Linked DNA regions of Homo sapiens: region 2 is linked to region 1. The links are chromatin contacts, found by Hi-C in ENCODE. All regions are on one chromosome and are shown on one strand. Each heading gives the region's core, a stretch centred on a gene start or an enhancer-like site at or near the end of the contact. The rest is flanking DNA. Distances are from core to core; before and after follow the strand shown.

Region 1 (4,518 bases), core at 567-3,066:
CTTCACATTCTAACTCCCTTTATTCAGTCAACAATTTTTTTGTTGTTGTTGTTGAGACAGAGTCTTGCTCTGTTGCCCAGGCTGGAGTGCAGTGGCACAATCTCAGCTCATTGCAAGCTCTGCCTCCCGGGTTCATGCCATTCTCCTGCCTCAGCCTCCCGAGTAGCTGGGACTACAGGCGCCCAGCACCACTCCCGGCTATTTTTTGTATTTTTAGTAGAGATGGGGTTTCACCATGTTAGCCAGGCTGGTCTCCATCTCCTGACCTCATGATCTGCCCACCTCGGCCTCCCAAAGTGCTGGGATTACAGGCGTGAGCCACCGCACCCGGCCCAGTCAACAAATATTTTGTCTCCTGTACACCAGGTATTGTTCTAGGCACCATGGACTTACATTCTAGTAGGGAGACAATATTCCAAATCAGGATGTGGGAGAGTCACATGACACACACTGTGATGGAGCCAAGTAAGTCAACGAAGACAGGTATGGGGGGGCAGTATCATTTTAACTAGGGAGGAGAGGGAAGGCTTCCCTTAAGAGGTGATATTTCAACTCAAGGATGGTAAAGAGGGAAGCCACAAAGACACTCGAAATAAAGGTTTCAGGGAAGGGACAGACAGCAGGGGTGGCGGAGAGGTGGGTGCGGGGCAGGAGGGCCATGAAGGCGCTCGTGTCTCCTGCGAGGGCTCAGGGTGCTCGGCCTGTCATAAATGGACTTAGGCTTTGACAGAGCAGTTTAGCTGCCCTAAAGAAACCTGGGAAGGTTCCCTTGGCACTTGGGATTGTCCGTTTCCTTTTCTGTCTATGTGCGCTGTCTATGCTGGACTTGAGATAATTCTCCGGAGTCCGACTCACCAGGAGACTCGGGTGTCACCCAGATTGACCTTCAAGGCTCATTTCTTGTCAGTCCAGTACCCGTCCCCTCGGTTCACACGACCATCCAGAAACCTCAAATTCAGTCCATGCTTCTTGTTTTGGGTCTCGGGGCTGGGATAAGGCGGGCTGACCACCGCGGGGCATGTAGGTAGTTTCCGTGGTGCTGGGGGCGCTCTCCAGGGAAGGCTACTTGGTCTGCAGAAAAGGCCTTGACTTGTGCATACCTGGGCAGCGGGCCTATGAGTGGCAGCGAGAGCGGGGTAACCAGAGAGGGCACACCCCCCAACCGGAGCGCCCCCCAGGTTGGCATCTCCACAACTGTAGAACCTCCCCCATCAGGGCAACCCTCCCGATTGGGACACCGCCCCCAGCCAGACACATCCTCCTAGCAGAACACCCATGCTTAGCCGGAGCCGCTCCCCCGCCAGACACCTCCCCACCGGGAAACCCTCCCCAGTGGGACACCCCAGCCAGTCCAGGTATTCCCGCCGTTAGGGACACCCCCTCCAGCCGGAGCATACCCTCGGCAGGGGCATTCCTCCCAACCGAGGGAACCCCGCCGCAACGGGAACCTGCCTGAACCAGAGCACCCTCCCGCGCCGGGGACACCCCACAGGCGGCTCCCGCGCCAGGCCGCGGCCCAGGGAGTCAGCCTTCCGCGCAAGCCGGCGAAATCAAAGTGCGTCCGGGGTTAGAGGTCAGAGGTCGGAGCCGCGGGTCTTTCTCCTTCTTCGGCCAGCCCACCAAAACGTCAATTTAGAATGAGACATGTGTTGAAAATGGGACGGCTACTCCCCATCCACTACTACGACTCTGGCGGGCGGGTTCTCCAGCTCCAGGTCTCCTACCCCGCGGGCGCGCGTTCCGGTTCCGGCCGCCGCAGGCCCGGCGCCTGGGGCGCCGCACGCCTGGTTCCAGTGCGCAGGCGCCGCACCGGTCGAGCTCCAACGCGCAGGCGCGGGCGCAGGCGCAGGCGCAGACGTAGGCGATCGGCCCCGCCCCGACTCTGGGCCGCGAGGCGCGGGCGGGGCGATGGCGCGCGGGAGGGGCGGGGCCACGCTGCGGGCCCGGGCCATGGCCGCCGCCGATGCCGAGGTGAGCAGCGGGGCCGGCGGGGGGCGGCGCGGGGGCGGCGGGCAGCGGCGGAGGCGGCGCGGGGGCGAAGAACCGGGCGGGGCGGCGGCAGGCGGCCGGCGGGCGGGCGGGGCCCCGGGTCCCCCCGCCGCCGCCGCCGCCGCTGCCGCCGCCTCAGGCCGAGGCCGGGCCGAGGCCGCCGGGCGTCCGGCCCGCGCTCCCGCCGGGCGCGCTTTGTGCGCGGCGCGGGCCGGGCGGCGGCTGGGGGAGCGGGCGGGGGCGCAGGTGAGGGAGGCGACCGCGTACCTGTGCCCGCGCCCCCCACGGACCCCGTGCCGCCGCCGCCGCCCGCAAGCCGGATCTGCGGGGAGGGCCTCGGCCAGGGTGCCGGGGAGGTGCGGAGGACAAAAGGAAAAGTAGCGGGGCCGGCCAACTTTGGAGCGCCGGCCGAGGCGAGGCTGTCCCTCCTCTCGGAGCTCTTCCTTCGCTTCGTTGACCTTTCACTTTGTTCTGAGTAGGATGGCACCATCTTTAACGAAAAGTTGGCCAGTCCCGGCGTGTTTCTCCCCAGACAATGCTGCTCCAGCCCTGCTGGCTGTCAGAAGCAGGAAAGCACGCTCGGTGGGAAGCTTGCGGACTCAAGTTTATTTCCAAACCAGCAGCTTTAAAGGGCTCTCGATGTAAAAAGTTCACATTCTTTTGTTAATGGTCTCGGCCTTCCCCGTGCTCATTCTCAAGGATAGTTTGTTTCCTTGCTTAGGAAAGGAAGCAGCGTAGAGATTAAAGTCTTGCGAGTGGACCACTGGCGTCCCTCTGAAGGAAAAGCAAGCAGGAGGTGGTGTGTCCGTGGAGATGCAGAAATAGTGTGGTCCTAGGGCTGAGATAAGGGACCGGTTTGGAGAAAACTGTCAGCGTAGAAGTATTTCTTTGAAATTAACTGTCTAGTAACAGTTGAGACTTCTAAAGCTTAGAAAGTTAAGGTGTAGTAAGAAGCCGTACAGTATCCTGGTGCATAGACTTAACACTGTATTTTAACTCAGGTAATGTATGGCCTTTTTGTTTATTTTTTTCCTGCATTTTTGGGGGGTGTTGAAATAAGTAAACTGGGAAGGTGCAGGGGAATTCTTAAATTCAATGCAAGGAGTTTTTGCTGAGTATCTGCAGCATTCAAGGAATTAATATTAGTCACTGAGAACAAAAAGCGAAATTAGAAAATTTCAAGTCACTTCTAGGCTTGTAGGGGAGAAGACGTGTAGTGATGAATTCTATCATTTATGAAGTACCCACTGGATCCCACACACTGTGCAAGACCTTTAGATCAGGCGCCTCCCTCGGTTTTCTTCACCCTGTGCAGCAGGTGCTGTTATTTCCTTTTTTAAATTATTATTTATTATTATTATTTTTTGAGACAGGATCTCCCTTTGTCACTCAGGCTGGAATGCAGAGGCATGATCACTGCTCACTGCAGCTTCGACCACCCAGGCTCAAAGGAGTCTCCCACCTCGGGTGCTGCCACACCTGGCCAATTTTTTTGTATTTTTTTGGTAGAGACCGGGGTTTCACCATGTTGCCCAGGCTGGTCTTGAACTTTTGGACTCCAGCGATCTGCCTGCCTCCGCCTCCCTAAGTGCTAGGATTACAGACATGAGCCATTGTGCCCGTCCTGTTGTTTCCTGTTTAGCTGAGGAGGAAGGGTTAGATAACTTGGCCAGTCGGTTGTAGGACCAGCACTAGTACAGTGTTGGGCACGTAGTAGGTGTTTAATACATGACCGATGAGCAAATGGCTCCAGATGTCTCTGGTTCCATAGGCAGCCTTGAATAGGGCTTTACACACCTGATGAGAATGACAGCCTGTGTTGACTGAGCCCTGACTTGTGTCCAACCCTGCCATAGTGCCAGTGCCTTGCATGAATTCAATAATTTGAGCCTAGCAGCAACCTTAAGAGGTAGGTACTGTTACCTCCCCGTTTATAAATGAGAAGACAGGCGCAGTGAGGCCCAAGATTGAAGAGCTTGTGGCCAAGAAGATGGAGTTGCAGGTGGTTTGGCCATAGAGCTGATGCTTGCTAAATGTGTTATATCTGTGATGGTCATTTTAGGTTAATAAAAGCTCTGTTTTTAGATTGATAATTCTAAGGGTTTATCATCAAGGTGTATGAGAAGGTGAGGGAGCCCCTGTGTGTAGCGCAGCAACTCTGGCCTTCTGGACAGTAGGTAGGCATGTGATCACTGTTGTCACTAAACCTGGGAAATGATTCCTGGGTCAGGGTTCATTAATTGCCAAATGATTAAAGTAATAAAGCTGACACTGGAAACTTATCTAACTTCATTTCTTTTCCTTGATTTACAAAGATAGTCAATACATTTTCCTACCAAAAAGAACTGGCCAGCCGTGGTGGCTCATGCCTGTAATCCTAGCAGTTTAGGAAGCCGAGGTGGGCGGATCACTTGAGGTCAGGAGTTCGAGACCAGTCTGGCCAACATGGTTGAAACCCTGTCTCTACTGAAAATACAAAAATTATCTGGGCATAGTGGTGTGTGCCTGTAATTGCAGCCTGGGCAACGG
Region 2 (4,608 bases), core at 1,707-4,206, 830 kb before region 1:
CTGTTTGAAATGATTCTAAAGCTGCTTTAATAATGGCCCAATCATTCCATACTGTAAGTGGGATGATTTTACCTTCCCTATTTGCTTGCTTTAATTCTTTGCCAATTTTTTCCCAATCTTTTAGATCTAAAGTTCCTTGTTTTGGAAACCATGGGCAGAATTGTTCTATTGTTTGAAATAGTGTAATTAGATTTTCTGTAGAGGCTCTAACTCCCCCTCTTCTTAAAAAAATTTTAATGAAGCTGAGATAAGAGGCATATTTACTTTCAGTTTGTCCCATTGTTACCCTGGGTTCCTCCGAGTGCACAAGCTTACCGCGAAGCTGACCACGGACGTACTCGTTTTGTCCTAAACTATCACACCATAGCGTATCTTCACCTTACAGAACGGAACCCACGATGGGTGCCAGATGAAGGGGGCCTGCCCCTCCACACCTGTGGGTATTTCTCACAAGGTGGAGACGAGAGACTGAGAAAAGGAAATAAGACACAAAGTATAAAGGAAGAAAAGTGGGCCCAGGGGACCGGCGCTCAGCAAGTGCGGACCCACGCCAGCACTGGTCTCTGAGTTTCCTCAGTATTTATTGATCACTAGCTCTACTATCTCGGCGACGGGGATGTGGCAGGACTATAGGGTAATGGTGGGGAGAAGGTCAGCAGGAAAACATGAGCAAAGGACTCTGTGTCATAAATAAGTTTAAGGAAAGGTGCTGTGCCTGGATGTGCACGTAGGCCAGGTTTATGTTTGACTTTACACAAACATCTCAGTGCAGTAAAGAGCAGTATTGCCGCCAGCATGTCTCACCTCCAGCCACAGGGCGGTTTTCTCTTATCTCAGTAAATAGAATGTACGGTTGGGTTTTACACCAAGACATTCCATTCCCAGGGACGAGCAGGAGACAGATGCCTTCCTCTTATCTCAACTGCAAAGAGGCCTCCCTCTTTCACTAATCCTCCTCAGCACAGACCCTTTATGGTTGTCAGCCTGGGGGACGGTAAGGCCTTTCCCTTCCCACGAGGCCATATCTCAGGCTGTCTCAGTGGGGGGAAACCTGGACAATACGCAGGCTTTCTTGGGCAGAGGTCCCTGCGGCTTTCCGCAGTGCACTGTGTCCCTGGTTAATGGAGAATGGAGAATGGTGATGACTTTTACCAAGCGTACTGCCTGCAAACACATTGTTAACAAGGCACATCCTGCACGGCCCTAAATCCCCTAAACCTTGAGTCAATACAGCACATGTTCCTGTGAGCACAGGGTTGGGGCTAAGGTTACAGATTAACAGCATTTCAAAGCAGAATAATTTTTCTTAGTACAGATCAAAATGGAGTTTCTTATGTCTTCCTTTTTCTACACAGACACAGTAACAGTCTGATCTCTCTTTTCCCCACAAATGGCATTAAATTATTTCCATATATTATAGAGTAGGTCCTTCCACATTTTGAAGAGTAGCAAATCTAGCTTTTTTGTACAGACTTATAAATTATCTAAAGACTTCAGCCTTTTTTTTTTTTTTGAAACAGAGTCTCACTCTGTCGCCCAGGCTGGAGTGCAGTGGCACGATCTTGGCTCCCTGCAACCTCCACCTCCCAGGTTCAAGTGATTCTCCTGCCTCAGCCTCCCCAGTACCTGGGATTATAGGCACCTGCCACCACGCCCGGCTAATTTTTGTATTTTTAGTAGAGACGGGGTTTCACCATCTTGGCCAGGCTAGTATTTAACTCCTGACCTTGTGATCCACCTGCCTCGGCCTCCCAAGGTGCTGGGATTACAGGCGTAAGCCACCGCACCTGGCCAAGATTTCATCTTTTTACCTCATATTTCTTAGGAATTTAATGGTTATATGTTGTCTTTTTTCCCATGCCTTTTGGCTCAAGCAACACGTATATCAGTGTTGACTTTTTCTTTCTTTGATCTAGTTTAAAAAAAAAAACCACATAATAATTCTTTGAAGAAAGGAAGGGGTTAATTTTTTTCCCTAGCACTTTCTTGAAGATCAGGGACTTTATCGATGAAAAAGTAGTAAATAGTTATTTGTAACCTGTGTGAAGCAGCAGCCTGACTTGAAGTCCTCCGTTCTTGCTAATGGTTACACCAGTGAATACTAGTGGAATTGTTTGGGCTGATTTTAGTTTCTCTTAATCAAAATTACTAGATGATAGAATTCAAGAACTTGTACATGTTATTACTTGGTGTATCGATAATTATTTGAAAGTAAAGACTCTTTGTCATGCAAAACAAAAGGAGTTTGAGGCTCAGCTACTAAGCTGCTGGTTACAGAACCACTTTGCTAAACAGTGATTTTATACATCCCCACTCCGTGGTGGCTTATGAGAAATTCAATCCCTGATTGTAGTCCTCAAGCAAAATAACACTGACAATCATCAGGCCTCTGCAAGTGTGGGAATGAGGCCCGGCCGGGGGGAGGAGCGCACGCTCTCAGCCACGCCCCGCCCGGTGCCCGCCTTCGCCCCGCCCAGTCGTCGCCGGAGGTCACAGGGCCCAAGCTCCTAGAGGCGTGGCCAGGCCCCAGGCCCCACCCCTCTCCCCTGCGCTCTAGCAGGCTCGATCCATGCTCCGCCCCCAATCCAAGGCCCTGGCCCCTCCGCCTGCACCCGGCAGGACCCGCCTCTTAGAACCCGACACCTCCGCCTGCGCAGGCCCGCTCCCCGGTCCTGTCTCTCAGGCCCCGCCCCCAGGTCGCGTCTCCAAAGTCCCGTCTCTCAGGCCCCGCCCCCAGATCACGTCTCCCAGGTCCCGCCCCCTCCGCCTGCTGCCGCGCGGACCCGCCCTCAGGCGCCGTCTCCTAGGCCCCGCCCCCTCCGCCTGTTCCAGCGCGGGCCGGTCCCTAGGCCTCGCCCCCAGATCCGGGCCCTGCCCCTCCGTCCGTAACTGCGCAGGCCTGTCCTCTGGGCCACACCCCCAGGTTCCCGTCCCGCCCTTCCGCCTGCGCCTGCGCAGGCCCGCTCCCCGAGCCCTGCCAACCATGGTGAACTTGGGTCTGTCCCGGGTGGACGACGCCGTGGCTGCCAAGCACCCGGTGAGAAGGCCGGTCTGGGACGCGGGCCTCAAACCCCAGAAGCTGACCTGAGCGAGGCGGGGGGCCGGGGCGTGGGGGTGCCCTCGTCAGGGAAGAGTGGCGGAGGCTGGGGGCACTCTCTTGCTAAGGGGCTCAGGGCGTCCGGGTGGGCATAGGGGAGGTGGGACGTGTCCAAGCGCCCAGGGTCTCACTCCTCCACAGCCAGGGTGTGCCCAGAGGAGGGACAGGAGAGGCGGTGAAGGAAGAGGGCAGGGGATCGAGCCTTCACCCGCCTCTGCCACCCCAGGGACTCGGGGAGTATGCCGCATGCCAGTCACACGCCTTCATGAAGGGCGTTTTCACCTTCGTCACAGGTAGGCTGCGTCCAGGTGTCCTGCGGCTGGGAGAGAACGCACCCTCCCGCCCTGCCCTGACTCCCCAGCAGGGGGCGCCAAGTCACCTGCCCGCAGGTGCTGGGGGCCTGGCAAGGTGGGCCCTGGCTATCCCCGGGTACAGGTTGATGGGGACCTCGGCTCTTTGCAGGCACCGGCATGGCCTTTGGCTTGCAGATGTTCATTCAGAGGAAGTTTCCATACCCTTTGCAGTGGAGCCTCCTAGTGGCCGTGGGTGGGTACTCCAGGGCCCCTGCCTGGGCTCTTTGAGGGGTGGGTTTCTGCTAGGGTTGGGGCTGTGGTTCTGCGTCCCTGACTCTGACATGGAGCCCCAGGTCTCGGCGGGAGCCCCACCTGAGCCCACCCACCACGTCTGTCAGGAAGTAGCCTGTGCCCGGTTCTCTTAGCCTGGGAAGCACAGAGGCCCCAGCCCTCTTCCATTTCCTGCTCCACAGTTGCAGGCTCTGTGGTCAGCTACGGGGTGACGAGAGTGGAGTCGGAGAAATGCAACAACCTCTGGCTCTTCCTGGAGACCGGGCAGCTCCCCAAAGACAGGAGCACAGGTGAGAGAGCCTGGGGGTTAGCGAGAAGTGAATGCCACCTCTCCAGCACCCAGAGTTTTGGGCAGCCAAGCCTGGGTGCACCATGCGATAGGCTAGACAAGGTCCCTCCCTCTGGCCCGGCCTCCTCAGCATGTGACTGCCAGATGGGTTGGAGCTGGGGGTGGGCGCAGTAGACAGATCTTGGAGAGCTCCCTTTGAGGAGAAAGAACCAAGAGGGGCTGGGGTGCCCCTGAGATTGAGAGGAAGGGTGCAGAGTGAAGGGTGTGGCAAGGCCACAGCAGCCACGTGGGCACCCGAGAGGAGTGAGGCTGGACTGAGAAGCCCCGCATTGGACCCAGGCCTGGCCTCCACTGCCCGTTGTCCTTGTTACGGAACCCAGTTTCTGCCATGATAAAATGGGCACAGGGATGCCCAGCCACGATGGATGTGGTTCGAGCTTGTCTCTCTTTGCCTTTTACAGATCAGAGAAGCTAGGAGAGCTCCAGCAGGGGCACAGAGGATTGGGGGCAGGAGGAGTCTGGAACACAGCCTTCATGCCCCCTGACCCCAGGCCGACCCTCCCCACACCCTAGGGTACCCCAGTCGTATCCTCTGTCCGCATGTGTGGCCAGGCCTGACAAACACCTGCAGATGGCTG

Evidence for each region. A loop is a pair of places that touch in the nucleus more often than their neighbours do. Pooled maps may share reads with other maps.
Region 2: a loop to region 1 is called in a pooled map, with 7 times the contacts of the local background. The contact joins the promoter of TMEM141 here to the promoter of ARRDC1-AS1 in region 1. A Hi-C loop is called at or near these places in 4 of 168 maps with a recorded cell type or tissue (B cell, CD8-positive, alpha-beta T cell and naive thymus-derived CD4-positive, alpha-beta T cell), 5 of 37 single-sample maps with no recorded cell type and 14 of 50 pooled maps.

The regions. Positions count from the first base shown.
Region 1 is chr9:137,617,079-137,621,596 of GRCh38, forward strand. It overlaps ARRDC1-AS1 (ARRDC1 antisense RNA 1), which reads right to left and starts at 1,817. Exons shown (of 3, transcript NR_122035.1): 1 at 1,453-1,817; 2 at 856-1,113. EHMT1 (euchromatic histone lysine methyltransferase 1) reads left to right here and starts at 1,927. Exons shown (of 27, transcript NM_024757.5): 1 at 1,927-1,971. The coding sequence starts at 1,951. RefSeq lists enhancers at 1,620-1,669, 2,335-3,053 and a silencer at 1,710-2,009.
Region 2 is chr9:136,788,388-136,792,995 of GRCh38, forward strand. It overlaps TMEM141 (transmembrane protein 141), which reads left to right and starts at 2,957. Exons shown (of 5, transcript NM_032928.4): 1 at 2,957-3,037; 2 at 3,324-3,390; 3 at 3,560-3,643; 4 at 3,864-3,971; 5 at 4,432-4,608. The coding sequence starts at 2,984. The coding sequence ends at 4,445. RefSeq lists a silencer at 2,344-3,383.